Linked DNA regions of Mus musculus: region 1 is linked to region 2. The links are chromatin loops, found by intact Hi-C in ENCODE. Cell type or tissue: heart. All regions are shown on one strand. Links, peaks and the distances in the headings refer to the core of each region. The heading gives the core; the rest is flanking DNA.

Region 1 (16,608 bases), core at 5,602-13,601, 67 kb before region 2:
CGTTTTCTAAAGGCAGGAATACACAGGGATTTTATATATTCACAAGGTAACATCATACAAGTATCCTTGGGACACAGTTTTCTATCACCAGCTCCCATGCTTTGAGCAGGTAATACATTCCTCCTTCTCTCATCCTTGCTGGACCCTCCTGCTCACAGCCTTCCTCCTCACATGCTAGCCTCTCCTACCTCATCAGCCTATCATCGCCACCTCCCTCTACACAGCCTGATGCTGCCTTAGAGACCTGGAGCTCACCACTCCTAATCTTTCTCTCTCACCTGAGCACCCACAGGGAGTGTACGCTGTCTCTTGCAAAAACCATCTTAGAAAGTTTCTGATGAATAAAACTATCTTCCCCACCTATGTGTGGCAACTCATTCTCTACTCTACTCTACTCTACTCTACTCTACTCTACTCTACTCTACTCTACTCTACTCTACTCTACTCTCTACTCTACTCATAATCCTAGCTTTGGGTTGGGGCTGGAGAGATGGAAACAGGAGGGTACAGAGTTCAAGGCCAACTGAACTACAGGTCTTTCGCTCAAAACCCAAAACTCAACCTAAAATTATCTACCTCACTTTCAGGCTCAGCCACCCAGTCTTCTGTAATGCTCACTCTACAGCTGAATATTGAGACTATCACAGTCTAGACACAGACACCGGGAGACAAAGTAACTCCAAATTGCGATTCTCTGCTCAAGTAAAAGGTACCTATACTTTCTGTGGAAATTCAGGAGAGTCAGTATTCAAAATTTATTCCTTTATATTTATTTTAAATGTATGTGGGCGTGAGTGTGCTCCATACCACACACGTGGAGGTCAGAGGGCAACTTGCAGGAGTCAGTTCTCTCCTTCTGCCATGTGAGTCCCAGGGATTGAACTCAGGTAACCAGGTTTGATGGCACGCACCTTTACCTGCTGAGCCATCTCACCGTCTCCCAGGAGATTCCATATTATCATCCAGATTTGACTCCCAAGAGCTGTAGCTCAGATAAGGTAACATAAGCAGTAAGTCAGAGCTGACCTCTGAACAGGATCTATTTGCCTTCAAATCCCATGTCTTCATTATTCAGCATGCTGTCACCTTGACATCCCAGTTTATAGACGCATTACAAGAGATTTGGGTGAGTGTGAAGCAATTTGTTTGTCACATTACTTGGAGGGATCAGATAAAATGACCTCTTTGAGTGTGGCCCAGAAGGTAGGCTTCTCTCCCTCAGCCTGAAGTGTCTCTTCAATTGTAGTGCTGTAGCCTGCAGACACTCAGGTGGGCCCTTTGTGAATTCATAGGAATTCCCCATGTTTTAAGTCAGAACTGTCTAAAGTATGTGATACAGGATTTATACAAAGCATAACATAGATTAATAATTTACAGGAAATAGTGGGTTCAAACAAAGGTAAAGATATTTTACTCACTTTATTTTTTTCATTTTTTTAGAGAAATTATATCTTTTTAAAATATTTTTATTAGGTATTTTCCTCATTTACATTTCCAATGCTATCCCAAAAGTCCCCCATACCCTCCCCCCCACTCCCCTACCCACCCACTCCCACTTTTTGGCCCTGGCGTTCCCCTGTACTGGGGCATATAAAGTTTGCATGTCCAATGGGCCTCTCTTTCCAGTGATGGCCGACTAGGCCATCTTTTGATACATATGCAGCTAGAGTCAAGAGCTCTGGGGTACTGGTTAGTTCATAATGTTGTTTCACCTATAGGGTTACAGATCCCTTTAGCTTCTTGGGTACTTTCTCTAGCTCCTCCACTGGGGGCCCTGTGATCCATTAATTTTTTTAATATTAAACTATTTTTAGATTCTAAGGAAGGCTGTTCTGTACGAGCAGTGATCTTTTCTTATTTACTAAATCCTAATATCAGAGTGCTTAGAATTAGACTAGAACACGGTAGGCACGTAGTAAATGAACAGACAAATTTGACATCATTTTTCTTGCATCCATTAAGAGGTACTGTTCAACTTGAAGGCCGGCCTCTAATCACTGAGCACGCAAACGATGGCTCCTTAGTGTAGAGAGGCAGAGTGCTCAGCCAGAAGCCAGAATCTTCAGGTTCTAACTCACCCTTTTGCTAATTCCAGAGCTGACTGCTGATAAGCTAGATTCTTGGGTCTTTGGCACAACCACATGGCTCCAACCTTATACAGAGTAAGAGCTGTGGTATCTCCCTGTCACCCGAGCAATGGTTTCCTCCCAGTGTGATGGCATTACTCTGGAACTGTGATGACCACGTGAAGCATAGAAGGAAAAAACAAACTCATTCTCTTTCATTAAGAAATAACAACCGCCGGGCATGGTGGCGCACGCCTTTGATCCCAGCACTCGGGAGGCAGAGGCAGGCGGATTTCTGAGTTCGAGGCCAGCCTGGTCTACAAAGTGAGTTCCAGGACAGCCAGGGCTTTACAGAGAGACCCTATCTCAAAAAACCAAACCAAACCAAACCAAACCAAACCAAACCAAACCAAACCAAACCAAACAAACAAACAAACAAACAAACAAACAAACAAAAAAACAAATGAAAAAAATAAACCAAAACAAAAAAAAGAAATAACAACCACTCTGCAAAGTGGAAGTGGCTGGTGTTCTTGAACCTCAGCTTGAGGTACTTGGGCGAGATTTTGTGCTAAACAAGTTACTGTTTTCTGTCATGCAACCCCTATAGGCTTGGAGATTTTCAAAATGTACTAGACGGAGAGTAACTCCTGGGACACACTCATAAGTGTAGATCATCCCCTGGGTCTTTCTGCCTGATTCAGATTCTTGTAGATTGCCCCGGGGAATGGTCCTAGCAGACAAAGTCTCGTTGGTGATCACCAGAGAGGAAGGAGAGAGCGGAGTGCTCTCTGAGGATGCTGAAGCTTTTTGGAGTAACAGCTCACAAAAGAAAGGTTTGGCCTGGACTTCTCATCCCCCAAGGCAAGGAGCAACTTAGATAGATGATGAGACCCAGAAATCTAAATGCGCACATACTTGTTTCTTCCTGAGCACACCCATATTCTGGTACTTCCTTGTTTTCTACAATGATACCCTATCTCTTAAAATAGGCTTCACCCGTGAGGGACAAACTACTGTCTCCTGAGCAGGCACAGCCACTCTCCCCTGCCTTCTGCACACAGATTCCCAGACGCCCAGGAGAAGTTCTTGGAACCATAAACTTCAGAAAATCTGAAGGCCCTGGCTAACCCGTTGTAGACAGCTGAGGGTAATGAGACACCGTGAAGAGACACTGATCCCTCTGTAAAGGATGTGGAGACAGACAGCAAGGTTGAGGGCTGCTGGTGATAGCACATCATATTCCCTGTGGGGATTATTAAAGGGTTTGAGAAATCCTGCAGTTAAGAAAAGAGCTTCTTGGTTCTAGAGAGGTAGCTCAGCAGTTAAGAGGACCCGTTGCTCTTCCAGAGGATCCGAGTTCAGTTCCGACTACCCACACGCCAGCTCACAATGGAACCTAACTCCAGTGGGTTCTAATGCACCATTCTGACCTCATTGAGCACCAAGCACACACATGGTACACACACAGATATGCAAGCAAAACAATCATTCAAACAAACTTTAGATAAACGTGGGTTGGGAAGGTGTAGTGTTAGGGAGTGTGTGCTAACCAAGATGGTAGCACTTTCTATAATAGTGATTAAAGCATAGCCACTCAGGATACTCTTGGCTTGGCTATGCTGGGAGCATGAAGGTCCTTGCACCCACAGATCACCAGGGAAACCAGGAATGCTAAGCATGCAGATTGCCCTTTCAAAAGAAGGGATGCAAAACCTGTTTTTCCACCCAGAGAGCTGGGAATTGGAGGTGATTTATAGCCTTGTGATCTGTGTTATCTGTAGGGCCAGCAGGACCAGAGGTAGCTAATAGTCTAAATGATCCTTACTTTATCTGTTTAGACAGAGGTTACCCCAAGCTCCCACAACCAGGACCAGAGATGGCTAATAGCCTACACGATCTCTATGTTATCTGTGTGACTGAAACCATGCCAGATCCTGCCAGAGGCCTCTCTTGGAAGAAGTGACATGTATTTTAAGTTGAGTTTCAATGTTATTATGCCTTTTAGTGCACCAGGGATTGTAGTACACCAGGACACTTTCCCCACACTGTACTGTTTTTAAATATGCTGGCAACCAACTGCCTGACGTCAGACTCTCAACGTTTAATTCAGCCTGACAAAGTCAAGCTGGACCAAGTTTTCATTTTCACCTCTTTATGGTTCATTTCTCTGCCTGTCACGGTGCTTACAGGGAATGCACCTCAAATAATAGCTACTCGCTCTAGCGCTCCCTTTCCAAATATTAATATTATTAGCATTACATAACAGGCTTTATTCTCATAGAAAACATGTACTGTGTGGTAATCTCCATTCCATAGACTATGGAACAGGAAATATTAAGCCATTTTCTTAAAGATAACAGTGCTCTAAAGAGATGGGGTTAAAATGTTAACCTTGTTCTAACTCTGGAAATACGCCCATTTCACACCAATCATTTTGAGGGATCTTTTGCAGAGGAGACATAGTCTCCTGATTTTCTATGAAGTGAATTTCTCTCTCTCTCTCTCTCTCTCTCTCTCTCTCTCTCTCTCTCTCTCTCTCTCTCTCTGTGTGTGTGTGTGTGTGTGTGTCTGTCTGTCTGTCTGTCTGTCTATCTCTCTCTTCCTCCCTCCCTCCCTCCTGGGTAAGAAGTGGAGTTGGAGAGTTAGATTTCTCCTTATAGAGTCTGAAGTTAGAAGGCATTCTCTCTCTCTAATCTCCAACCACAACTTTAAAGGACATATGAAGAAACCCCAGGAGACCCTGTTTATGACTTTGCTTCTGAAACTCTATCATTCCCACTCTGTCAATAGCTGGGAGCTAGCTATGCATGGCTTGGAAGGCAAGTCAAGATGAGTCAAGATTGTAGGCATGTCTCCTTAGCCATTTTAATTCTAGTACTTTATCTAACATATATTCTTGCAAAAACATAGACTGAGGTAAATTAATCTGTATTGAAATGGAAAGTTTTTCATGAGTTTACATGAAAAAAGAAAACATAAAACAATAAATGCGATGTCATTGAGGGGCAGAGAGATTTGTAATGGTAGGCCTAGGTTTTCATATCTGTCCAGGACACAGAGTTCTGTTCTGCTTAGTTTAGTTTTTTGTTTTTTTGAAATAATGTACAAATAACAGTATTTAAAAAAACACATTAAAATGTTTCTGGAAATTTTATCCATAGAACAAAACTCCAATATTCTCACAATCAAAAAACAGGCTCAGTTTTTGGGGTGTTCATATTTTTCCAATAAATATTGGTGGGGATGGAGAGATAGTGCAGTTAAGAGCATGTGTTGCTCTTTCTTAGGACCTAGGTTCAGTTCCCAACCTCCCCCCATGGCAGCTTGCAACAGTCTGTAACTTCAGTGCCCAGGATCCAGTACCCTCCTCTGACCTTCCCAGGTACTAGGCACACACGGTGCAGAGAATATGGGCTGGCAAAACACTAATACATTAAATGATTGACTAAATTTTCCTTTTGAAAAGTAGTTATTTGACTTATGGAAGAAAGCAGGAAAACCTTCTTGTATAGACTCTATTTTTAACTCTGAAAAACTGAGTGAATTTCATAAACAGTTACTTTATTTTAAAAAGCTAAATATCAGGTTCTCAGTTGCAGTATCTAATGGCGCACTTCCAATTATATAAAATGAGGCACAGAAAGAAGGACATTGATTTCTTTTTAGAAAAAAGTTAAAATTGTCTTAAAAACACCAACTCTCAGGCAGAGCTAGAAATTGCTTCTGTAGGGAAGTGACAGGCTTAGAGAAGGTTAGTAAATTGGTGTGAGTTTTCCCCATTACTTCTTGTTATTGGTTTTAGAGTAACAAAATCGATCTAACAAAGAAGGTGTCTGGCTTGTTTGCAGCCTCCCCTGACAAAGATGAATTCGTAAAATGAGTGAAGCATTATTACTTCCAAATCATAACTTAAAATAATCTCTAGGGGCTGCAGAGATAGCTTAGCGGTTGGGAGTACTGGCAGCTCTTCCAGAAGACTCAAGTTCGGTTCCCCCCACCATCTGTAACTCCAGCCCCAGGGGATCTGACATCCTCACATAGACATACATGTAGGCAAAAATACCAGTGCACATGAAAAAGATAATAGATAAATAAATAAATAAATAAATAAATAAATAAAATAATCTCTAGAATTAAAGTTAAAACATAGTTAAATGAAATTGTCTACTAGACAGAAAACCCTCAGAAAAAACTACTGGACAATATTCAATTCTAGGAAACATTCTGTTGACCCTGCTTTCTGACAAAATAATGCATGACTACAGAAAAGATAAAGACAATCAGGAACAGAATTAAAATCACCAATATTTCACTCACTAAAATTTCTACTAATGTATATTTTTTAAAGATTTATTTATTTTATGTATATGAGTACACTGTAGCTATCTTCAGACATACCAGAAGAGGGCAGCAGATCTCACTACGGATAGATGGTTGTGAGCCACCATGTGGTGGCTGGGAATTGAACTCAGGACCTCTGGAAGACTAGTCAATGCTCTTAATCACTGAACTATCTTTCCAGCTCTCTCCTAATATTTTTGCTGTGACTTTTCACACACACACACACACACACACACACACACACACACTGAGAGACAGAGACAGAGAGAAAGAGACAGAGAGAGACTATAAAATTAGGATATGAAAACATAATTTTTTTCTAACATAAAAATCCCCACACATTATGCATTTCTTTAACCCTAAACCTAATCTTATCTTTATTTTTAAAAGGCTCTTTAACAGTCCATGCTGTTTGTAGATGATAACATATATTTTTCATAACCCTGTGACAAGCATTCTGCTTGTGTTTATTATATTCCATGTCACAGTGAAAGAGGAAAAATGCCCATGTAGACTGAGAACTCCCTGTTCTAGTACTGCCTTGGTGTACTGCATGACTCTATCTAAACATGGAATCATGGCATCTCTGAATATAGTAGATTCACTTCTCTTTTCCAGTCTGGATTCCTTCTACCTCATAGTCTCATGTCGTTTCCCTGTATGGGAACCTCCAGTACAACGTTAGAGTGGGACTATCTGTTTGGGCATTTTCCATCACTATGCATAGACTTAGCTGAGCAGTTTATATAGATGTACCAGCTTGAAGATGTTTCCATGTATGCACATGCATGTACACACACACACACACACACACACACACACACACACACACACACACACACGAGGAAAGGATGTTAGAGTTTGTCAGATGCTTCCTCTGTGGCTATTGGAAGGATGTGGGTTTGTCTATTATTTTACTGATAAGCATACTAAATGGGTTGGAGTTCATGCTCAAGTTTGCACTTATTTTGATCTGACAACACTATGTGTTTAATTTTGATCAGAGAAGAACGTTTATTTTCTATTTGAAATTTTGGCTCTAACTTAGCCTTGGTGTTAGATAAAAAGAGAGGACCAATTTAGATGTAACAGTAACCATGTCTTCAAGTCACAAACAATCTGATATTTTGAAAACATTTGAGTTTTGAAAAAGGAATACACACATATTTATATTAATGCAAAAACCCCTCTTTATCATCATTGTGATCATACTCATATTTTCAGCCTGTGACAGTGAGTAGCAGTTAAAAATCGCTCTACAGAATAAAGGTAAACTATGATTATTGTTTCTGACTTAGAACAAACAGACCACTGCAGAAATAAGTCAATGTCACTTAATGAGAAAAATGCATAAGGACCTAGAGACATTATTGCTTTCCCCCAGAAGGCTGAAAGAATGGCGCTGATAACATAGCTCTTGCTGACATTTGAAAGCCTCCCACTCAGCTAAGCACTACGCTTCTTATTTGCAAAAATTAAGGCATCTTAATCTTACCAAGGGAGGGTAACATTCCATCTTATAGCTGAGCAAAGTCAGAGAGCACCAGCTAATTGTCCAAATAGCCATAGGTAGTGAGAAGAACCTGAAATCTAAGCTAGATGTTGGTGGCTCCAAAGTCCGTGCTCTTAACCATTTCTCAGGATTTGGGCACCAGAATTTAACTTATCTGCAAACTCAAGATTATTCATTCCTCCTTCTGAACAGAAATGGTAACAAAGCAACTAGAAGGCATACTATGTGAATTCAACCTAGATAATATAAATGTGCTAGTCATGGGCAGAGACTATTTTATATTTAAATTATGCAGCCAGTGTGTTCATGATTATGCTTGATGATTTAAGCAAAGGCTTTTTACTGACAAAGCTAAATTCCACTTAAATAGAAAAAGAACGGCTATTAAGAAAAAGCGAAAAAAAAAGTGGCCGATGATATATTTGGGAACCTCAAGCTGGACGCACTCAGATCATCATATGGTTGTTGCATGGAGGAAGCTTGGGGCTCTACAGCTTCATGCTTAACATCATGTGCTTTGCTTGAGTTCTAGGTCAGACCACTATATTACTGTGGCTTCTTACTTACTCCATGGCCATAATACGAAATTCTGGGCCACCTTGCTGCTCCTCAGCCTGAGTTTGTAGTCCTTAGTCCTTCCTTTATCACAGTCTTTTCCTAAGAGGGCTCACCATAAGTTGTAACCATCACAGCTAAACAAATGGCTTACAAATATACAACTCTGATTTTGAACTTCTTACTGTGACCAAATCTGGACATTCCAGCCTCTCAGAGTTAAGGCAATCAAATTCCATCTAGATTTCATTTACAAAATAAATCCAACAGCTTCATTTTCTCAGACTCCAAGGCCCAGACGCATTTCTTATTTCTTCTTCTAGGTCCTGGGCCATGTTTGTGATTATCCATTAACCTCTAGTCTCAAGGGCTGGTCCTTTCTCTTCGGCGGCCTCAGCTTTCCCCTAACTTCCACCTGCATGAGTTTATATCAGCTGCTGATTGTTCTATGCTACAAAAGAATAAGGGAAATATTATAAATTCACTAGATCAAAGTGTAGTGGCTCAGAAAGGCCATTTGGTCCTGTGAGATGATGTCCCTGATGGCAACGCCAGGCAGGAGGAGGCTGGAGACCAGCCCAGTGGACTGTGTAAAGAAAACAACACCATTTATACAAGTCTGGGAGAGGCCTCACACTTCCTTCCTGGGGTCAGTTTTTTTCTGATTTGGTATAAAACAGCCATCGGACCTGAAAAGACAGCTGTTGGCTTTGTTCTTTGGGGCTCAAGCAGAACACACAAGAACAGTGTTGGCTCCTCCAGCTGGATGTGGACAGTCCGGGTTGCCAGCATCTGGTGTCTGTGAGTCCCTGCTGGCCAGCAGCCACTGCTCACTGTGCAAGCCAGGGCTGAAAGCCCAAGAGTCCTGGCACCTCTGATTGCTACAGATGCCTCCATCTACTGGAATCCTCCTAAGGTTCCATGTCAAGTAAAGAGTGCTCATGGGTATAGACTCTAAGACAGGATGGACCCAAGTTCAAATCCTGTTTGTCCACTTCCGAGTTCTTTAGCCCTATCATCAAGCTCTTTGGGTAGAGATGTTTATCTGGAAACTTCTTGTGGCTCCTCGCTTAGAGTGCAAAATATCACCAGGAGAATGGTACATGTCAACATTCTTGAGCTCTTCACATCTACCGATGTATCTTGTGTGTGTGTATGTAGGGTGGAATACACACTGCCCAAGGGTTCAAAGACCTGGAGACCTCCATGGGTTCAATGGAAAGGTTCTGGAAGGGTCATGACAGTTATGACAGTTATATCAGGGATTCTTCTCAGCCAGCTTAGACTTTCCACGGCTGTCATAGTTAGAGTTTTACTGCTGTGAACAGACACCACGACCAAGGCAATCCTTATAAGAACAGCATTTAATTGGGGCTGGCTTACAGGTTCAAAGTTCAGTCCAGTATCATCAAGGCGGGAACATGGCAGCATTCCAGTAGGCATGGTGCAGGAGGAGTGGAGAGGTCTACATCTTCACCTGAAGGCTGCTAGCCTTTAAGAGAAGATTGGCTTCCAGGTAGCTAGGATGAGGTCTTAAAGCACACCCACCCACAGTGACACACCTACTCCAACAGGGGCACACCTACTCCAACAAGGCCACACCTCCAAATAGTGCCACTCCCTGGGCCAAGCATATGCAAACCATGACATTCCACTCCCTGGCCCCCATAGGCTTGTTCAAACATATGAGTCTATGGGAACCATACCTAAACATAACATAATTAAAAATACATTTTGTTCAACTTTAAAAGTCCCCATAGTCTATAGCAGTCTCAACAATGTTAAAAGTCCAAAGGTCAAAGTCTCTTCTGAGATTCATTCAATCACTTAACCGTAATCCTCAAAGCAAGACAGGAAACCAGCTGGTCAAACTCCAAACTCTGCATCCCAATGTCTAATGTCAAAGTGGTTTTCAGATCTCCAACTCCTTTGTCATCTTTGTTGATGCAACAAACTTCTTTCCCCTGGGCTGGTTCCACTGCCTGTTAGCAGCTTTCCTCAGCAGATAGTCCATGGCTCTGGCATCTTGAACATCGTGGTGTCTCCAAGGCAATTTCAGTGTTACAGCTTCTTGTTTCAATGTCTGGGATGCACAAATGATCTGGGCTCCTCCAAAGGGTTGATATCAGTTCTGTAGCTCTGCCCTCTGCTCTGAGCTCGGGTTGATCCACTGGTGCTGCTGTTCTTGATCACCCAATGGTACTGGCATCTCAAATACAATGGGGTTTCCATGACAACTAGGCTTCATCAATAGCCTCTCATTGGCTCTCTTCATGGAGCCAAGCCTCAACTCCTTTGCATGACTCCTTCAGCCCTGGGCCATCAACTACAACTGAGGCTGCACCTTCACCAGTGGACTTCCATGCCAAGCCTGAGATGTTCTTCATGACTTCTTCATGCCTTCAAAACCAGTACCACCTGGGTGACTCTAACACATTACCAAGTATAGCTGCAGCATAAGGTATAATTTTGGCTATCTCTGGAACTAGCTTCTTTGTACTCTCAGAAAACACTTCCCAGAAGATTTTACCTCAGTGATGCTGGTTTCTTCTTTTCCACTAATTTCTTAGCTCCAGTTAATCAGTATAATTGTCCCAGCAGTCTCTTCTCTTTTTCACTCTAAAGCCAGAGCCACATGGCCAAAGCTGCTGAGTTCTGCTGCTTGCAGAAGGTGGAACATGGCCCCCTTGTTCTATTACATTATCACTAGCTTTCTGTTTTCCAATTCCTTCACTGCCTAAGCTGGGATATCCTAGATCTTGCTCTAAAAATTGACCTCAAACTCAGAGACTTACATGTCTATCTCCTGGGATTAAAGGTGTATACCACTATCCCTGGATTTGAGCTTTTCTTCACCTAGAATTTAGCTCTGTCTCAGGCTGGCCTTAAACTCAGAGATCTGCTTAGCTTTATCTCCTGAGAATAAAGGTGTGTACCACCATGCCTGGATCTAAACTGAGCTGGGTAGGATCTTGCCCCAAAGTACCATTCCCTTAATCTGTTATCTCCTAGAACACAGGATTCAGCTCCAATTTACTTCCTAATGTCCTTTTAATACTCAAACCATATATTTTATATTTTTCCTTTCTCAGCTTGCTACACTTGCTTAAAATGCTTTCATGAGACTTAACCAGAGAACAAAGTCTATGATGGGAGTTTTGAGACTTCTTTGTCAATGCAATTAATCTGAATCTCTTCACCTTAGCGTCAGGTAGACTCCAGATAAGGGCAAAAAGCAGACACATTCTTCACCAAAAATACTACAAAAACAGTCTCTAGGTCATGTACTGAAATTCTTCTTCACTGAAACCTCTTGGCAAGGTCTGCACAATTCAAATCTCAGTAATAGTGTTCCATATTTTTACTAGGATAGCCCATTAAGCCCCATTTAAAGAATTCCACTGCTTTCCAAATCCAAAGTCCCAAAATGCATACTCTTCCAACAAAAGCATGGTCAGGCCTATCACAGCAAAACCCTAGTCCCTGGTAGCAACTTATGTCTCAGTTAGGATTTTGCTGCTATGAACAGACACCAGGAACAAGGCAACTCTTATAAGAATAACATTTAATTGGGGCTGGCTTACAGGTGCAGAAGTTCAGTCCATTATCATCAAGGCGGGAACATGGCAGCATCCAGGCAGGCATGGTGCAGGAGCTGAGAGTTCTACATCTTCATCTGCTGGCCTCTAAGAGAAGACTGACTTCCAGGCACCTAGGACGTGGGTCTGATAGTCCACACCCACAGTAACACACCTACTCCAACAGGGCCACACCTTCTATTAGTGCCATTGAGAGTGAGAAATACCACGCACAGTCATCTAAAATAGGGGAACCTACTAAGCCTAACTACAGGCCTTCAGATTGTAGACTGGAACAATCCAGTTTGGAGCAAGAAGAGAATAACTTTGAGAAACAGGGCTCAAAGATATCAGGTCTTTTTCCTTTTTTTTCAGGCTCTTTTAATAGTGTTTTAGGGACACCAACTTCAAGTGTGAAAGTTTTAGTTTCAGTCACATCACTAGGTTGTTCTGAGAATGACACAGAACATAACTGAAATAGCACAGCGACCAGGCCAATAATGGAAGGGTTGCATGCTTCCGTGTGAACCCCAGCCAGGTGACCCTAGACCCTGGGCACATGTTAATATTCACTTGTGTAAGCACATGAGAGTCGGAAAAGGATGAAGCAGCTCATTAATACACACTAGTTATGTGGCTCCCTCATTCCACTGAAGTGTAAGTTATTCACTGGGCACATGCTTCTTTTATGGGGATTTCCCTTTTGAGAGAGAGAGAGAGAGAGAGAGAGAGAGAGAGAGATCACACACAGTCTAGGGGGACCTACTAAGCCTTATAGGACTTCAGATTGTGGGCTGGAACAATTCAGTTTGGAGAAGAGAGTAACTGAGTAACAAGGCTCGAAGATATGCTTAGAGATGTAAACATAAAAGTCACCAGGAGATTATATATTTTCTGACAGCTGATCAATACAATGTAGTTACTGTGATCTTTTGCCCTGAAGGGACTCATCTCACAGCTCTGATTTCTCTATTCGATAATAATCCACTAGAACTTGGATTGTGTTTCGTAGTTGCTGACTGTAGACCCTGGGCATTGAAGAGTAACTCCAAATACTTCATCAGCACAGGGAATTTGAAATGTTTTAAAGTAGATCATGAAACTGAGACTGAGGGATTGGTGCCACAGGCAAGGGAGAAAAGATTACAGTTGTGCAATGAAGTGGCATAAACAAGTCAATATTATCATTGAGAGATTCTATTGCAAACATCAAAAAGGCATCTCCTGACTCTTGATGCCTCAGGTGAAGTCAAAGACTTGCCAGCTCTGGGACTGCATTTCCAGTTACAAGATGGTTGGTGTTCGTAAGGCACTGAGAACAGTGAATGGCAGATGGTGCCCCAGTCAATAAATGGTAGGTATATTGTTTGATTTGGGTTTAAGAGTCTGTGCTCTTGATTAGCTTAGATGAAAGGTTCAAAAGCTGAGTCGAGTGAAGTGGGTTAAGACACCACAACAAACTGATGATGTCACCTTCTGGGCTCACTATTAGACCCCACTGTAGAGCAGAATAGACACAGACATAGGGACCAAAGACCCAGAGTCCTCTGTGGGGTAAGTTAGTAGGTTCCAGAAGGGACAAGGCAGTCATGGCAGCCACTTAGGCAGATTCTTCTCAGACAGCTTATATACGTACAGTCTGAAGCAGGGAGGAGAAGAGCTGAAGTTTGACAAATGAGCTCCACTCACAAGGCTGGGTCTGTGAGTCGGGTTTTGATAAGGTGGTCTCTGGAATCTGAGCTTTCTGGAACATGTCTGCTTCAGTGAATCTACGTGTCATGGTCTCTCCCCTTTCCTTCTTCCCTTTCACTGGTCTTCTCCTATCCCATCTTCCCATTCTCCCTGCCTTCCAAGTGTTCTTTCGTTTTATAGGAAATGGAATTTCTCCCTTAAAATTGCCATCGTCCTCAGGGCTGAGTCAGAGCAGGATCACACAGACATGCACCCCCTGAGTTCTCTGGGAAGATGGAGAGACCTAGGGCAGGGAAAGTTCTGACCATGGCTGATACCCCTTGGAATTGTGGAAGGTCCTGCTATGGATGGGAGAAACGGACCCTGAAGGTAAGATCCAGGAAGGGTGGCTATCTTAAATCCCTGTCCTGAGGTTTGCCATGGCCTAGTGCCCAACCACTGTTCCAGAGACCTCCCCCCAAGCCCTCTATGTTCCTTCCCTGCTATCCCCATTCCTGAGACTCATCCTACCACTAAAGCTTTCCTTGTGCTATTTCTAAATGCAGGAAGAGAGGACTTAAGTGATCTTCCCAGATCACTCTATGAATGTACTTGGAAGTCTCATCATATCTCACTTTAAAAAAATGCTTACAAATATATTTGTTTTTAAATTTTAAATTATTTTTAAAGTTAGCACACAAAGTAAAAACTCTCATTATGACATTTCACATATTTACATATGATCATTGTACTTAAGTACATTAATATATATATATATAATTATATAATATAATATAATATAATATAATTATATAATATATACCACATATGGCACATATATATCATGTATATATACCATTATACTTTGTTCTAATTAATTCCGCTCCTCCACTGACTCCTGCCTCCTGCTCTCTCTTATTGGTCCTCTTCCTCTCGCCCCAAAAGTCCCTCCTCTACATTCATGTCATGTGTATTTTATTACTTTTTCTTTCCCCCTAAACCCTACATTCTTAACTACTGATCTTTGCTTTGGTGTCATCACACAACAACATAGTCACTTGTTCACGTAGTCATTTCTGTCAACTAAATTACCAGTTCCAGGAGTTGAGAAGAATGTTTTTCTCTTCTGTTTCATCCTTAGCTAAAAAGAGTCTGAGCAGATAGATGTAGGTATTTCCCATAATTGTAACACCCATCTCCTGCAGGTAAATCAGAGTTAAATAAGGGCTGAATGTAGCTCTAGAATAATTCAAACCATGTTCCTGTGAGCTCTGGGTCTGTAGCCATTGAGGGCTCAGTTTGGAGCTGCTCTGTGCCCTGTTTCCTATTTAAATGTCTCATCTCTACCTTTTGATGAGTCATAAACATCAGGACATTATTTTCATTTTTACCAGCTCCCTCTAAGGTTCGCAAACAGTGCTTAACACAGTCTAGAGCTCACAGCAGGCAGGAAAGTGACTATTTATTGATGAAACAAGTCTCCAAACTGCCTGTCCAGTTTTCTCTTCTTCTCTTTTTAAAAATGGGGTGAACAGATTCTAAAGAAACTATACATAAAGTTTCTCTCCGCTGTGCATATAGAAAACTAACCTATAAACCTGGGAAAAGTGACAAAGGGTCTTGACAATAGAAATAGAGGTTGGGATTGTAGCAAAACTCCATCCATGGAAAATGTGAATGCTCTCTGGAGCCTTTCCAACCTTGGAATTTGTATCACAATTCCACTAGGTCTAATCTAGTTTTAACACCCCACTTTCACAAAGGGGGAAAAAAGTATATATTATTGGTTCAGAGTTCCAAGTATCCATGGGTTGGCAAGGAGGATGTTACAATATTTCAAAGGACGGAGTGAAACACACATTCTCAACAGACTCAGGCCGAAAGACTGAAACAAGATGTTAACCCACTCAAAGACCCTGGAGGCTCCAGCCTTTCCCCTTGGATAGCTCTGCAAGGCATCCAGCGAATTCCAATTTGGGCAGGGGTTTGTTTATTCTGCTTGGTTCAAGTCAGGGTTACAGATCCCTAATGGTTTTAGCGTCCCTAAAGGTTTTCCACATTTGGGCAAGATCTATGCTTTATGTCAGTCCCAAGGAGATTTTGCTCCCAGATGCTTTGCTGAGGCAGATAAGCTAGAAGCACGCAGATGTACTCAGAGTAGATGCTATTGGCACAGATGCGGATTTTTTTTTCTTCACAAGAGTGCCATGTTGTAGTAAAATGCCCCGTTCTTAAACCAGCTGTATTTTTCATTATATTTCATTTTTCCCCCAGTGGTGCTGAATTTTCTAAACTAGTCCTTTTTTTGCAACCACTGCTCCACGCCAACTCAAACTAAGAGGGCTCACATTGACTCTTACATCTTCCTTCTGAGCACACCCAATCCTAATGCAGGAATAATTGGGATTGCAATGGTAATGCTTCTCCTCACAGGGGTTGCCACTCAGGCTCTAGGTCACAGGCCACTCACTGTTGGTAGGACTTCCCTAAAATCCAATGTGCAAAAGGCTGCATGGGCTCTCTAAGGCATTAGGGCCAAGTTTTTTTTCTCACTCTTTGCTGTGTAGCCTCATCAGTCAGCCAAATGGCTCTTCCCTCTCGCTGTGACACTGGGCCACTTCCTCAGGTTCTGTACACATTATCCCCTCACAATCTCACACATCTTCTTCTGGATCTCCAGGGAGCCTGTATGTGCAAACCTGTGTCAAGACAACTTTCCCATGTGTATGGTTTGTCTCCTTTTTGCCCCAACTCCTGGTCTAACTTCCTGAATCCTGGAACTGAAGCACTCCCCAGCACAAGAGACAACCACGACGTAATGTAAGACTCGACAAATGTGGCTGTCTGCAGGGCTAGGCAGGTATGAAATTGAGCAGCAGCA
Region 2 (16,608 bases), core at 4,551-12,550:
CTTCCACGCTCAAAGCATGTCTTTATAACTGTTAGCTATGAAAAGCATTTTCAGACTAGATTCTCAAATAATAAAGAAGACTGGACACATCACAATTAAGTTTCCATGTTTTAATTCTTGGAATAATTTTCTTTCCTCCAAAGATTAAAGCTGTCCTCACTTCTTCTCAGATGAAGATGTAAATCTGCAGACAGCCCACCAAATTCCCGACACTATCACTGGCAGCCTCTCCATTAAATAAAAATACTCACAATGGTTAAAATGCTTAAGTAATGTAAAATTCAAGCGAGTACATGGCTTCTTGGGTTCTCGTGAGAAAAGCGGGATTACATGAACTCATCAAACAAAAACAATAAGAAGAAACGGATGTTCAGACAGCCTCCCACAACCAGAGCCATAATTGATCCTCTACATATAATGAGAACATCTATTTATTTTCAGTAAATTAACATGGTTAAGAGTGCCTACCTCTTTCTGCCTGACACTGGACCACAGACATTTGCTCCTATCATGTCATCCTGCACACTCAACAGACTGCAAGCTGCCAAATATCCCCTTTACACACGACTTTAGACACAAGCTTGTGTCAGAAAATGAACCCAATTTCTCGAGTTATTTCCTTAGGGTTGTTTCCTTTCTTCTAGGGCTGCAGAAAGGAGTGCTTAACTGATAATTTTAATCCTAACAACCATAAAACATACGCTCTCACAGAAAGTTATGGACGTTTGCAGATAGACTCCTGTGAGCCGATGTAAGAGTAGTCTTCATAACTCAAATTCTTTACACACAGCACTTTGCAACGAAATTAGCCAAATAGAGAGAAACAAAACAGTTTTCAAGTTTTATACTAGGGTTATTTTTAACTTCTGATTTTTTAAAAAAAAAAACAGAAAAGAAACAGCATTTGGAATGGAGCTGGGGCTGAGTTTAAAACTACCCTTGTAAAGATCTGTTATTGAGCTAATCTCACCAAGAAAATTTATAAAGCTTTTAATGCATATAGGTAAAAAAAACTTAACTCCTCAGATCAATCAGACCATTCTTTCCACAAACTATTGATATTTATACTAAAAGTTTGAGAAAAAAAAAACCATAATCTGCTTGGAACATCCAAAAGCCTGTCGCTCAGTTTGATGAGGCAAGCCAGCAGAGGTGTTTGCAAAAAGCTTGTCAGTGGGGGGTTTTTCTTCTTAAAACTGCTCAGACTTCAGGTTATGCTTCACAAATATCATAGTTGCCAAACACCCAGGAGAGAATTCAAAATCAAGTCTACATAAAACAGCAGCTTATTCAAAAACTAGTTGGCTAGAGCACATAATGAATTAGACATTTCCACTGAACAAAATGACACAGAACACACTGCAGGCATCGATGAAAGCAAAATAAAACCCTCCAAATAATACACATCTCACAAGCCCTCAGAATCTTTTTTTTCAAAATCCTATAGACAAAAAGAAAAGAGAAAAGAAAGAAAGGAAGGAAGGAAGGAAGGAAGGAAGGAAGGAAGGAAGGAAGGAAGGAAGAAAGAAAGAAAGAAAGAAAGAAAGAAAGAAAGAAAGAAAGAAAGAAAGAAAGAAAGAAAGAAAGAAAGAAAAGAGAGTGGCAATCTCATGGCTGCGATTTCATGGAAAGAAGTTTGCACCTCTCCAATGAAGCTTTATGGGTTAAAACACTCTAGAAACTTCCATAACATTGAAAGAAACTTTGCTGGTTTTCTCAGCAAAATGTCTCAGAGGAATTCTACTTGGCTACTAACTGCACCAGGGAAGGAGCAAGCAGCCTGATTCCAGCCATTAAGAATCCTAGGGGACATCAGATAATGAGAACACTTACCTGGTCTCCTTTAAAGCTCCAGCATCCAGATTCATCCTTTAATAAGGCAAATCTGGGTACCCCAGAGAAAGAAAGACAGGGAGAGAGAGAGAGAGAGAGAGAGAGAGAGAGAGAAAGGAAAGAACCAACCACCCTTCAAGGCTGGCTGGGAGTGTGCAAACCCCAGCTGACACTCTGCTTCCCTCTCCTGGGGCTCTCTGCCTAAGAGGCTGCATAGAAACCCAGCCCGGTGCCAAATCTTAATCTCTTTGCAGAATCTCACGTGGAGCCGCCTCACCTCTTCCATCAGTGCAAGGACACTTCCTGCCGTACTTCTTTCTGCAACCATTCATCACCACAAGGACTGAGCAAAGGAGGCTCAGTCTCAGCTGGTGGAGAAGAATCCTGCAGCATGCAGGGTGATGAGTGTTTACGTTAGCCGAAACGAAGTGATGTAAGATTCAGAATCGAGGGAGGGCTGAGACCCAGAGACAGAGCAGTCAAGACCTACCAGGAAATACAATTTCTCCACTGAAGTGAGGGGTGAGGGGGACTTACCCTTGAGTTATATTAATTTGGCCTCTTGTTTTGGGGTTCATTTGAATTGTTCTGGTCTCAAGTATATCATAGTTCCTAAACAGAAATGGGAAACTCAACTATTCATACGCTCAGTCAAACAATAATAGGAAATAGCAGCAAGCAAAGCCTAGTATATTGATGTACAAAGAACATAGTGTCCAGGTAGTGATGATACAAGCAGAATATCAGAGCCCAAGGACAGCAATGCCTTCAAAAAAGCGGCATCTCCTGGGAATGGCAGTGTTTGCTAAAGTCAACATTCTACTTCTTTCCTGTGTCTGTTAATAATCGAGGAAACTCAGGGATAGAGTTCCTAATCCTCTGTGTATTTGGGGGGGGGGGTGCGATGCGGAGGGGGGGGTTGGGGGTGATGGGATTTACAAATGTGTATGTGGAAGCATGGAGACCAGAGGTCAGCTTCAGATGGTGTCCCTCAGGCACTATGCAGATCCTTGTTCCTTGGGACAGGGTCTCTCACTGGGACCTGGTGCTTGCCAATGAAGCTAGGCTGGCTGCCCTCAAGCCCCAAGGACCTGCCTGTCTCTGCCTCCCCACCCCTGGGATGACAAGTACTGTGCTTTGCTTTTTCATGTGTATGCTGGGGCTAAACTCAGATTCCCATGCCTTCTCAGGGCTTTACCTGCTGAGTTACCTCCCTCCCCGCTGTGACTCTGCTTCTGACGGACAGCCTCTATCCATCCGTTCAGGATGTTATCATCCTTGAGAAAGGTAGAACACCAGAGGTGAAGGGTCTCATGCTTCTGGATGAGAAAGAGCTTCGAGAGGGTAGGAAAGACCTGGTCCATATCATCTATCACCTGCTTGGAAGACCAGCTAAGATCTCACAGCTAGTAAGATATTAGCTTGAGATAACGGGGAAGCCATAGAGAGACTTTTTAAAAATGTGTCATTGATCATAATACTCAGTTTTAGAGAGCGCCCAGCACATGCCAGACAACATCACTTGTGTAGTAGCATTGCCTATAGCCTTCACAATGACTCTAAGAGTCGATACTGATGTTTCTGTTCTGCAGACGAACGAGCCGAAACTCAGAGAGGTACGGCAAGCTGCCGTGTGGTGGAAGCAAGCTGCCGTGTGGTGGAAGGACCAAGTGTGTCTGACCAGTGTCTTGGCCACCACCCTGTACTGTTCCTGCCAGCTTCGTGAGAGACACAACCGTGGCGTGCTTTGTACTCTGTAAAGGGACAGGGTAACTTCACAAAGATGTGGGAAGTGTGTGCTAACTTCTCCCCAAATGCAGACTTCAAGTCCTTGTTATTCGGAAGCTTCCTGGCTCAGTGTTCTTGACCTGTGAACAAGGAAGCCAGGGCTTCCAAAGGTAGAGAAATCAGAAGCCACATAAAATGCTCTGTGCTGGTTCTCTTCTGTCACATGCCAACCAGCTGCATGACCCTGGTCGATCCACTTTTCTTTCTGGGTCTCAGTGACATTGGGATGGGCTCTAGAGTTTATTCAGCATAATCCTCCCCTGGCTCTCGTCTCCTCCTCTCCACCCCATCTTTCCCCTCCTCTTTCGGTGCTACGGATGGAACCCAGGGCCTTGCACAATCTGAGCACACACTCCACTGCTGAGCTACACCCTCAGTCTTTCAGCTTGCGTGTACATGATTTCAAAAGAAGTGGTTGCTAAATAAATTTTTATTTTTTTAAAGATTGAATGCATGCACTATGTGAGGTTTCAGCCCAATGTGTCAATAATAATAACTGATTCCATTGAGGATTTGCATTAGGAGATGGAAAATTCTCACCTGTCAAGGAAGTGTTACTGTCCCATTACACAGATGAGGAAATTAAGGCCAGGGGAAATAACTGGCTACATAGATCAAACATTTGAGAAAGAGACACTGAAGCCAGGCCTGGGAGGTTCTAAAACCTACTACATTGCCCATTATCCCAAAAAAGTTCTTGTTAGAGCAATTCTGAGAGACCAACTTGAAAAGTTTCCTCAGAAATGAAATGTTCAATTTTAGTAAGTGTACATTTTTGGACATGTGGATGTATGGCCCTGGAACCCTCCCAAGGATTCCAAACTGTCAGGAAAGAGAGAGGCAGGAGGTAGAAGAGAAATTGGACACAGTGTTACCACGGAGAGAAAGCACCGTGAGAGTCAGTAAGAAATCACTTCAAAATGATCCAAATTACTGATAATTGGCTCAGCAGTGGTAAATATCCAACCTCAAAGAGTGGATGTAGTTCTGGCTCACAGGCAAGTCAATCAGAGGCAACTCTGGAGAACAAAGTGGGTCACCAAGTTGGCAATACCATTTTTGGTCACAAAGCTAGGTGTGGCTATAAAATAACACAGTGAGATGGTTTTTCCTGTGTGGCTCAGAGCAGCTGCAAAGGCAATTCCTAAAGGACGAGTCCAAAAAACCTGATTCGAGCAAGGACATAACCTCCAGGCTGAAGGTGGAGCCAGCCAGCAAGATCCAGAGGGACCAGGTTTCCCCAGCCTAGTAGCTGCCCACACTGGAAGCAGAGGCCCACATAATCGCCCTCCCTCCTGAGCATCCTATTCCAAGGTCTGATCAACTTGCTCAAGGCTATTCTCACAGTATCCATGAGCTTCTTGGCATGTGAGTGGTGGTGAGAGCTCCCGATAAATATTTGTTGACAGAGTGAAATAATTTTAAAAGCAGTCTAGTTTTTTTTTTAGTTGTCATGTTACTTAAGTCACACCGAGACATCTGCATGTTGGATCTGACTAGCTTTGCGGTTGAGCAATATGACCAAATTAAGGCTGCACCTTAATAAATGCCAGTTTATCTTCAGCCATGCCATAGATCAGCCTGGCCATGACTGTCCACTATAGTGTGCTACATACCCATGTGGCCAGTTCTGCATTGAGAGCTAAGAAGGATGAGCATAGGGTACCTACCTAACATACTACCACCCAGGAGCTGGTTAAGTCTTGCAATCAAAGGGGCTGACTGGTTCTTCCATTACTACCGATCCTGGAACCCAGGCACCCCTGTGGAATGTCAATGAACATATAGAATGCTCTATAGTCAACGTGACCTCCTAACATGCCTAAGTCTGCAAGATCTTGGGATACCCCAGCAAGCATAGGCCTACCACACACATACTACAAAGTGGGATGATGTCTCTGAAATCCCAAAGGCTCCTAAGACCAGCAGAACCACATCAGTTCAGAGCAGGTCTCAGGACAGTCAACAAGGATCTCCCAGACCTCTGTAGGCATAGGTTCCTCGTTCCTTTCTTCTCTTTGTTCTTGGTTGCTGGACAATATCTTCCTGCTAGTAAGATTCCAAAGAATGAGGGAATTTGGGGCGATCTAAGCTGACTTCCCCCCTCCTATCCCCCTCTACTGAATAGAGATGGTATCTCACTGGCTGCAAATCCTTGCTGAACTCCTTAAGTGAGCTGCCATACTTTCTTCATTTTTAAACAAAAGCAATTAAACGATTCCTCGGCACAAGGTTGTTATATGTAAACACGGACACAAAAAAAGCTTAGAACCACACCTGGTGCCCGGGTAGGCCCCTAGCAATCTAGCTGTTATTATAGCATTCCTGGAAAGAGAAGAGACACCAGACTGTGGGTGCCGAGTGCAGTAAAGAGGTGAGTTCCTACAGGTCTATACTGATTTACAGTGTCACTCTGCAGGAATAGTTGATCTTACTTATGGCATGAAAAAAGCTTGGTACAGCTTCTATATTAAAGTACACAAACAATACCTATTTCTAAGACAGATTTTGAGGCCTGAGTTGTTTGAGGAAACCCGCCATTAGGGACCACCGCGTTCAGCCCTGAGGTGCTTAGCAGATGGAATGCTAAGCTAAACAACCCAAGGTGTAGCCCTGAAACTGTCCAGCTGGAATCAACGGCAGGATTCACGCAGAATTGTGGACAGTTTTCTTGGCACTGGGTTTATAAACTGAGAGTCTCCAGAACCAGGGAACATAATGGACAGCCTGACCCACACTGACACCCATCTTCAGTAAAGGACACTGAAACATCTTTCCTTTAGTCCAGACTAATACTTTGGGTGCTTGTATTAGTGTATCGCAGGGCAACTGTTACCCCAATCACCTGCTCTTGTAGAAGAATAAATAGCCCACAGGGCATAGGGGACAGTAGTCTGAGAATAGAGACTCAGCTTGCTGTCCAGTGCTTTTGAGACAGAGTCTCTCTACATAGCTCAGGTTGCCCTAGAACTCTATGTAGACCAGGCTCATTTTGAATTTAAGAGGTCTGCCTGCCTCTGCCTCTGAAGTACTGGGGTTAAAGGCATGCGCTACCACTCAGAGCTCTGCATTATGGATGGCAGTGGCTTCTTGTGCAAATGCACTGCTCATCTCAAGTCCAGCCTTACAAGGTCGTGTGTTTGACCTGCTTCTAGTCTTAAAAGCTTCTTGCATACCCCACAGAGTTCCAAGCATCTTCACAGACAGTCTCCTTCATCTTTCCAACATGCTGAACTTTTGTTATAAAGGCAGGATTTGAACCCCACTGTGGACCTTACAGCCCAGGGTCCTAACTACAAACCCCTCAGTTCCCCGGGGGACAATGAAAGTCTGGGAGGTAGAAACAAGGACTGTTAGCCAATCGTGTTAGTGCCTAGGCTCTGTCTGAGGAGTTCATTTTCTGAGGCCAACATTTGGCAAATACCTTGCAAACTGTGCTTGGATTTTTTTGTTGTTGTTTGGTTGGTTTTGGAGGCATAGCCCAAGCACTGCCATCATAGGTGGGATCTACCACATCTAGTTTGTATGTGATTATTGTGACGTCCTAAGATTGCCACCTGGAAAGGTTATTTTAAAATGGGGACACTTGTTTAATTGTGGTACCCTGATGGTGTCATTAAGACTCCCAAAATATATTCTCATTCCATATTTATGAGTCAAATGCTTCCAGCTAGTCACTGGACACTAGGGTTTACCACAATGAAGTCAGAAAGAAGATCAGGGGAGGACAGTAAAGAACACATGGACTGCCCAGGCCCTGGGCTCCTGCTCCTGCTCCTGCCCCTGGGTCTTTCCTCTGCTAGAGAGTAGCACTGGGCAAAATGGTTAACTTCCCTGGCTCCATGGGGCATTAAATGTGATAATATTTTCAGAGCTGTTCAGAAATGTGACAGTCACATGCTATAAGCTGAATAACAATCAGCTAACAATGATAGCAGATACCTATTTTATGTATGAGAATACCAATTCGTGGGCTATCCGAATACAGATTTGTGTGTTATCAGTAATGATGAATGTTAAACATTTGAAGCAGTTTTCTATATAGCATGATTCTATTTTATCCAAATACGCTCTTCTTGGCTGGGAGAGAAGCTGGGTTGGGGGTGGGGGAAAGGGAGAGCAGGTACATCCCAGGTATGCCTGAGGCCCTTAGTTTGATACTAAGGCTGCCGAGCAGCGTGTGTGTGTGTATGTGTGTGTGTGTGTGTGTGTGTGTGTGCATGTTACATTAACTTTTTATTTATAATTCAATCTTTTAAAATTTCATTTTCTGTCTATGAGTGTTTGCTTATATGTATATTTGTACACCACATGTATACCTGGGGCCCACCAAGGCCAGAAGAGGGTATAAAATCCTCTGGAACTGGAGTTACAGACAGTTATAAGTTGGCATTTGAACTCACAGCCTCCTTAAAAGTAGCCAATGTTCTTAACTGCTGAGCTATGTCTTCATTCCCTCTTCTTTTTTTTTCTTTTTTTTTAAATTAGGTATTTTCTTCATTTACATTTCCAATGGTATCCCAAAAGTCCCCCATGCCCTTCCCCCCACTCCCACTTCTTGGCCCTGACACACCCTCTTCTTACAACTTTAAAGTACAGCACTCAATCAAGCCAGAGAACCAAAAAAGCCACCCAGCCAAAGTTTCAGCCTTTGTGCTTCATACAGAATTGCTGTTGTGTATTTGTTCCCCGGTTCCCCACTGGCTTTCCCACGGTGCTCTGTAGTTTCCGGTGGGTAAGCTGTGCACCGCTTTTGCTAAATTTATTACTAAAATATTGAGTTATTTTTGATGATGTTGTCCATGGAACTAAAAAAATACCTCCTAAAATGTCATTTCTAGGTAGTTCATTGATAATGTCTAGAGCTATAATTATTACAAATGTTACTTCAGCCAATGTTTTTTTTACAGATGGGTATAAATAACATTCATTCCAGAAACATATTATGAGCACCTATTGTTTTAGGTACTGTTCACAATAAAGAATAATCTTTCCCTCAAGGAGGCGGAATTTGCCTAGAATAACGCAGATCATGCAAAATCAGTTCCCACCACTGAGAAGACCCTAATGAGTGCAGCCCACCTGTAGCCCAATGCCCTAACGTTTCCCTCCAGTCTCTGAATCAGGACATGCTGGGTAGTCCCTTAGCGACTATTCTATTTCCATCTCGTGCCCACTGTGAAATGCACAGCTGGACAGGTTTTCTTCGCTTCTGTTGCTAGGAAGCTTAAGGCTGTGTTTCGGTCAAACTAAGAAACGACTCTAAGGAAGAATTATTAATTTGCCACATGTGTACTCCGTTTGCCCTGATTTTAGCATATCTGCGGCCTTGTTTTATGCCTGCCTTTGTAAGCTGCTCCTGCGTTTTTATGATCAGAGGCTGGGAAGGTTGTGAAGGACAGAGGTAAGGGAGAAGGGAGGGAGGGAGGGAGGGAGGGAGGGAGGGAGGGAGGGAGGGAGGGAGGGAGGGAGGGAGAAGGGAGGGAGGGAGGGAGGGAGGGAGGGAGGGAGACATTTCTATTCATTCTCAGAATGTTAACGCTATGAAGATCCGTTGTTTCTGAGTTTCCACTGAGATGTGATTACATTACCTGAGTGAATGCTTACACCAACTGGAATAAGTATGACTCCATACTTAATAAGATTCTCTGATCTACTTTTGGCAGGTCTAAATTAAACAATGTCTATTAGTTTTGTTCAGACTAACTGCAAGTGCTTCTCTGGCATCAATTCCATAACATTTCCCCCTCCTTATTAGCAACAGAATCTGGGCGCAAGCAGGCAAGGTGAGAAGGGTTAGCTCCTCCCACGTCAGCAGTGACCGAGGGGCATAAACAGCTAAACTCTGACATGGCTCAGATGGGTTTTCATTCAGACTGTGTTATTGATCCATTAGCTGTGTGGTTCTGCAATGTGGTTCTAGTCACATCATCTGTAAAGCTGAGATAACATCCACATTGCTATGACTGATTCGGTGAGAGTTAGCCAAAGCTGAGGACGTGTGTATTTAATATTAATGTTGGAGACAGTGGGCAAAGCAATAAGACAAGAAAACACACACACACACAAGCAAGTTGTTCCACTACAGCAAAGGCAGAAATAGAGCCAATCAATTTGGGAATCAAAATAAATTTCTATCCAACTATAAAAGTACATTCCAGATAAATGAAAGGTTGTGGTGTGAAAAGAAAACCTTTAAAAATGTTTTTAGAATATCTTTATTGCTGTAGGATAAGGCAGAAATTCTTGACACTCACATGCACACATATACGTATTTATGACAAATGCCATAAAGAAAAAGTAAATGGATTTTAAATATCTACTATGTGTGTGTGTATAAACAAATATAGGAAACAAGTTATGCGCTGGCTGGAAGTAGCTATCTGAATATAGGAGGCAAAGGAATAATCAAAATATTCAGATACTTTTACAAACCCAATAGTAAAATCAATCAAACAGGTAATGGACAAAGAAACAATTTGCTGAAGCAGGTCATATAACTAATAAATATGAAAAATGTTCAACCTTAGTAGTAGACAGGAAAAACAAGAAGGAAATTGTATTTCCCACCTGCAAGCAAAATAAAATGTTGTTTCCTATTGCTATCTGACTAGGGGCCTCCCCATAGCCCACCTAGAAATTGTCTGAATAATGGTTTGCCCAGGTGGGAGGGAGAAGAGTAAGGAATGGGTCTCCTAGCAGCTCTATATCAGTATTATTTCCTGAAAAGTTGTGCTTGCTTTTTTTGTTTTGTTTTGTTTTCTGACAAATGAAAAACATTGACACTTGTAAGTCTAAGCAGTGGTACTTAGTTGTTGGCTCTAAGTTTCTGTTTTTCCTGTAGGCTCAAAAATTCCCAATGAGTAAACATAAGTAAACAAGAACAACAAAAAAACAAAATAACAACTTTGTGTCTAGAGAAGCACCTGTAGATGTCAGTTTTGTTTTGTTGTTGTTTGTTTCTTTGTTTGTTTTTGAGTAAGCTGGCTAGGGCAAAGATGAGAAGAAGCAGACTACCCTGGAGAAGTGTGTGCCGGCCAGTAGACGGGATTGGAGAATAATGCGAAGAAACACTTTAGAGACACCTGTGGTTATTACTATTAATATTATATTACTAATATGTTATTAATATTACATAATATAATGTATTATAGATTATATAATGAATTATAATATACAACATAATATAAAATATAAATATTACATTATATAAGAAAACATATTAATAAAATAAATTACTATGAATAAAATCTAGAGGTAGAGGGACAGTTGAGAATCCAGAGATACACAGCACTTTCTTGTTCATGCCTCACACAAAGACTGACTGGAACTTTGGAATACCCAGATCATTTTTCGTCTGACTTTAACCGAATGCCCAACCAACCCCACAAGCGTGAGCCACTCATGGAATTGTTGCAGCTGATAGTCACAGTGAAGGGGAGGGCTGAGCTGGCCTAAAGCCTTCTCTTGTGGGTATGAACTAAAATTAAACACAGGGTTTAAACGGGTGTTGCCAGGAAGAGAATCTTGGTAAGAGATCAAAGGTAGTGTGTTTATGTCTTCCTTAAAGACCAAAGAACCCAACATAACTCCCAAGGCTGAAGGGCCCTAACCAAGCAAAGGGAGAACAGAGTTGAGCTAGCTGTACACACTTCATACCTGGTATTCCCGGTCACTGACGTAACATCAATGGTGTACTTGTTTGAAAACACATCAGTAGACTGAGTTTCATGAGATAGTGGATGAGCCCCTGAAGACTCTACTGAAGACAGGAATGCCCTTTGCTTATGGTTTCTGGAGACACCCCTAAAGCTAGAAGGCAAGAGAATGCACAAAGCTGCTACACACACACACACACACACACACACACACACACACACACATACACACACACAGACAGAGGCATGCACGCATACCCACAAGTACATGCACACACATGCATGTGCGTGCACGCCCAGACACACACACACACACACACACACACACACACACACACACACACGGGGGTGGGGGGGGGTACTCACAATTAGAGATTATATTTGGCTTGGGCAAGGGATTTTTCATTTTTCTGGAAAGTTCTTGGATTGGCTCTGTTGTAGAGAACTGAAGATAATATTTTTTACACCTGCCGCTTTCGTAATGGAAACTGACAGTTCCAGCAGCTTCTTGGGATTAAACCAAGAGAAATAAATATATCTGGGAGCTCTCCTTAATATCACATCAGATGCAGGCTCCAGGGGGACACTGATGTTTTCTCATTTCAAATAACGCTCAGCACTGGAGTCTGGGGTGGCAGAGCTTAGTAACCTCAGATTTGCTCCAGTGACTTTATTTTAGTATTCTGATAAAAATATCTACTCCACTCAAGTGAAATTTGATGACTCCCCTCAAGTCCAAGGACAATCTCTTGAAAGAAAATACAGCTTGGAATAATTTTTATTCCTCCCCCCAAAAAAGAGTTAATAGCCACCAATACAGAAATACTGAAACTGTCTGCCCCGGGGTGAGTGTTTTGGAAATCACATGTAGTGATACACCCCCACAGAACTACAGCCTGGGGTTCTGACTTGTCCCAGACAGATAACATACCCAAGTAAGTCTGTTCCAAAAAAGCTCATTTTCTTAAAAATAAGACTACCTTCCACAGAAGTCAGGAACTTTTGAAGACCAGATTTGGAAAAAGTATTAAATATGAAACATGATAAGTACTCAATATGTCCTAGGCCTTACCAACTTTTAAATAAGAAAGAGACAATGTTCAATATGTCGTTTGTGGGGCTTGGGGGATACTGTTAATTTGCATGGAAAACCATAAGACAGTGGCAAGAGTGGAGATCTAGAAACTTTACCATCACCTTCTGAACAATGGATTAAACTGATCTCCAAAGGGCGACTGTTCTGTTTTGTTTATTATAGAGCTGGAGACCTAATCTAGGGCCTGGTACATGCTAAGCAGATGCTGTACCAGGGAACCAGGTCCCCAGCCTGAGGGGGTTTGAAATGCTGAAAGTCACTAACATCACTCGTGTGTGCTCGTTTCTACACGCGAGGGTTCTAGGGACTAAATCCTGCAGAGCAGTGCTATGCTAAATTCCTGGGAAAATGTTTCAACATAAATTGACTTATCTCATAATGGCGTTTATCAAAAACTTCAAAATCTATAAGATTTGCTTTTCAATTAAAAAAAGTATATATGTCTCAAGGGCCTGTATATTGTCTAATTATCCCTCAAGAGACAGAGGTGACAACCCCCAGCACAAACCGTTAATGTTTTAAATAAGGTTTAAATGTCCTTAAGTTAATTAAGGAGACCCGTAAGCTTGCACACTGACAGGAATAAAGAGGTTTGTATCCACTCTGATTAAGGTCTGCCACCACAATCCTTGTTTACTATGAACTTTAAACACCTCTGCTTCGAGTTCTTTTGATTTTGGAAACTGGTTGAGAGATCTGTGATGTATGGAATGTGAATATAATTTTTATTACTGTTATCATGTTTGTGTGTGTGCATGTGTGCAGTGTACACACACTACGGAGTGTATGTGGAGGTCAGGGGACAACTTTTGGGAGTGGGTTGCTGAGATCACACTCGGGAGGTCAGGCTTGTGCGTCTCTATCGCCAGAGCCACTCAACAGCCCATCATTCCCTTTTCTTTTTTAACTTAAAAATGAAGTCTTTATCCACAGACATTTTGTCTTTGCATCTTCATCTTCCAGAAATGAAGTCTCAGAAAGCGCAAACATGTAAGGCATGGAAATTCTTAGCTGTAGGGAACTGACCTACATACTGTAGGAGGATTAGCAACTTCCCCCTGCTCACTAGATATGAGTACATAGTGCCTGTCAGCTCATGTCGCCAGATGTTGCCCAAGTGCCAACCCAGGGTCAAACCACCGGAGCTGAAAGGAACCAGCTAACACTAATAATATTCAAGGGTGCTTCTATGCCGTAAGCATGTGCAGCTCGGCAGCTATAACATGGTTTAAAAATATCAGTGCATGGTAAACACATGTGCATAGAAAGAGTTTGAATGTCTATGTAAAGTATTATTCAGGAATACAACTGGACAAGAGGAGACCAGGTGTCCCTTTATTCTTTATCCACTCATATACTCTTTTAGCTGTTTTCTTCTCAAAGCCACACTTTCTAGAAATGACATGACATACAAACTTGTGGGAAGACTGTGTTCCCAGGGCAGCAGCTTACAATGGAGGACAAAGTCTTTAGAAAATGACCTTGGTTAGCACAAAGAAAGCCCCTACTTGGCAGTGTCCAGCAACGCTCACAAGATTCTACAGCTGCCAAAGGCTGCTCCCGGCTCCCTGGCCTCTAAGAGGTTAAAACCATCATCAGAGCATGACGCCAGGGGTGTGGGGGGTGGGGGGAGGGAGTTTGCTCAGGTTTGACAGCCATCCTCTCACTGTAGCTTTTCCTAAGGATTTTCTGTTGCTTCTCCTCCCCCTCCTTTTGCTCCGAGGGAGAGACTCCAGCAATCCTTCTAGGACTCGCTGAAACATTCAGTTCTATTTCCATCTACTGGTAGGAAAAAAGAAAACAGTGCACTGCCCTGCGGATGAGGCAGCAGGACCCTCAGATCCAGAGCTCCCCTGGGCACCTCTTTTATGGGACTCTCCCGGGCAGAAATGGTAGCAGTTTAGCATGTAGGTGGAGAACTATAGGCTCTAGGGTCTGAAGGATGTGGATTCTGCTTTCAGACTTTACCACTGACCAGCCAGTGACATCAAGCATCCCATTTACCCTCCCTGAACAGCTGTTTCCTCTCCCATAGAGCCAGGTCCTAATGCCTCTATCTCATAGTGCCTCTGGGGGAAAAAATCTAAATAATTGAGAGTTTAGCTTGATTCAGGAAGTGGACACCAACTCTTCTTGCCACACAGTAAGTGCACTGGCTTGCACCCAGTTACAATATGAGGCAAAAAGTGATGTTTCAGAGGAAAGGAACTTTTGATAGCAGGATACAGGCTCAGTGTGGCCCTTCATCCTAGGTCATGATGCAGGTCCTTCCACATGCCTGGTCTCTCCCATTTCCCTCAGGAAGAGGATATCACCTGCTGTCCTAACAGAAATGCCAGCATATTTGTCCCATGACATGCCATGTTTCCAGTCAGAGGCCCCAAGTACTCCCTTTACTCAAGGGAAGGTAGACTCTGCTAGAAACAGCTGGATACCATTGCTGTTATCACTGCAAGAGCCAGAGCCAGGGTTAAAGTCAGAACAAGCTGTCACCTTTCCACATGAATGGCTCCCCAATATGGATTTGCCATCTAATTTTACACCAATTATATTTTCTCAAGTAAAGCAGCATGAAGAGCAATTCCTAGGAAGAGAAGATAAACGCCAGCATCCCAGAGCTGTAAAGATAATTTGCTGCTTCTGTGTGTCATTACCATCCACCATTGGGAAAGGATGTCACTGTCTCCTACACTGTGGTGGACAATGATAGAACAGGCTCAGGCTGCCCTGAAGGGTCTCTGAGTCTAGCTGGAGAAGATGGCCGGTCCCCAAATCATTAGCATCCAGCAAAAGTGAGCTCAAAACCACACAATACAGCATTCTGGGGAAAGGCAGACTTCAGAAATGAGGATGGGGTTTGGGAACTCTGTGTGTGTGTGTGTGTGTGTGTGTGTGTGTGTGTGTGTGTGTGTGTGTGTGAGAGAGAGAGAGAGAGAGAGAGAAGTGGGGGCTCAGGCGAACATGTGCCACTTGCTAGTACCCACTGAGCCATCTTGTCAGCCTTGTTTCCAGTTATTCTCCCTCCCCGGCCCCTCGCCACCCCTGGTCCGAAACCAAATATATTTTTTATTGAATATTTTCTTTATTTATGTTTCAAATGTTTTCCCCTTTCCAGGTCTTCCCTTCAGAAACCCTCTATCCAATCCCTCCCCCTGCCTCTATGAGGGTGCTCCCCCACCCACCCACACACTCTAGTTTTTCCGCCCTGGCATTCCCCTATACACTGGGGCATCAAATAACCTCAGGACCAAGGGTCACTCCTCCCACTGATGTTCAACAAGGCCATCCTCTGCCACACATGTGGCCAGAGCCATTGTTCCCAGTTCTTAAAGGATAAGATTTAGGCCAAGAGGAGAAAGGAGAAAGGGGCAAGGGAAAAAATGAGATTCACAGGGGACAAGAAGAGAGGCCAGGAAAGGCAGCACTCATATTATCCTAAAGGAAAACAGTGTGTACAGCAGACCCCACGATCTCAAGGGACACATTTTCTACTTGATAAGAAAGGACTAGAAATTGTTAATATAATTGCTTCACTTGGTATTTTGAAAAGCATCCTTTCGGAAAATCAATGCTAAGTTCTGAAAAAAGTAGAACTGATTGATGCAAAATTGTGATCTGAAGAATCGAAGCAATTAGCCTGGGGTAAATGGGCCAAATGTCATCTCCCAAAGAAGATCACTGTGAAGCAGACATGCTAAGAGGATGCTCTTATGTTGTAGTCAAATAATTATATTATGCTGTTATAACGCTCATTTCAAGTTTTCATTCAACAAAGTGACACATAAAATGGTTTTACTTAAAGTAAAACCTGACCAGGTTGACTAAAACCAGGACATAAAACAAAGGGATCTTGGGTTGCATGTCAGCCCCAACAGGCAGGTTAACATGGTAAAAATGCTATAGGATGAAGACGATAGTATTATGATTTGTTAGAGTAATATCTGCTGTGGGTGAGGTACGCAGACCACAGCATCAAATATGCCCAGGAGTGCCACCCCTGACTTAAAACCTTCAAGGGAGTGAGCAGAAAGAGTCGGTGAACTGAAACAGTTGGCTGGCTCCTCTTCATCGAGTGGTGGAAATTTCTGGCATGTACTGTCCTCTTCACAGTCCCCTATCCACTCTTTCTGTATTTCTGTCTCCCCTAGGCACATCTCCGTTTCTGACTTCCTTCTGTCCATCGTCTGAGAGCTAACACAAGACCCACTTTCCTTGACGCCACTCAGGATAAGC

Evidence for each region. Peaks named below come from ENCODE experiments on the same cell type or tissue, not always from the same donor. Only the 100,000 strongest peaks of a DNase experiment are listed, where the experiment ranks them.
Region 1: it touches region 2 in a loop (2.0-fold over the local background); 5 of 42 quality-filtered maps call a loop at or near these places.

What each region holds. Positions count from the first base shown.
Region 1 is chr19:38,632,589-38,649,196 of GRCm38, reverse strand. The region is part of intron 2 of Plce1 (phospholipase C, epsilon 1); the gene reads right to left. Among named protein-coding and RNA genes, the nearest start is that of Plce1, 120 kb to the right of the region's middle. In heart, for the core only: a CTCF peak has its summit at 6,459 (motif pointing right); a DNase peak (open chromatin) is centred at 9,216.
Region 2 is chr19:38,564,401-38,581,008 of GRCm38, reverse strand. The region is part of intron 1 of Plce1 (phospholipase C, epsilon 1); the gene reads right to left. Among named protein-coding and RNA genes, the nearest start is that of Plce1, 49 kb to the right of the region's middle. In heart, for the core only: no CTCF peak of the experiment used is centred there; no DNase peak of the experiment used is centred there.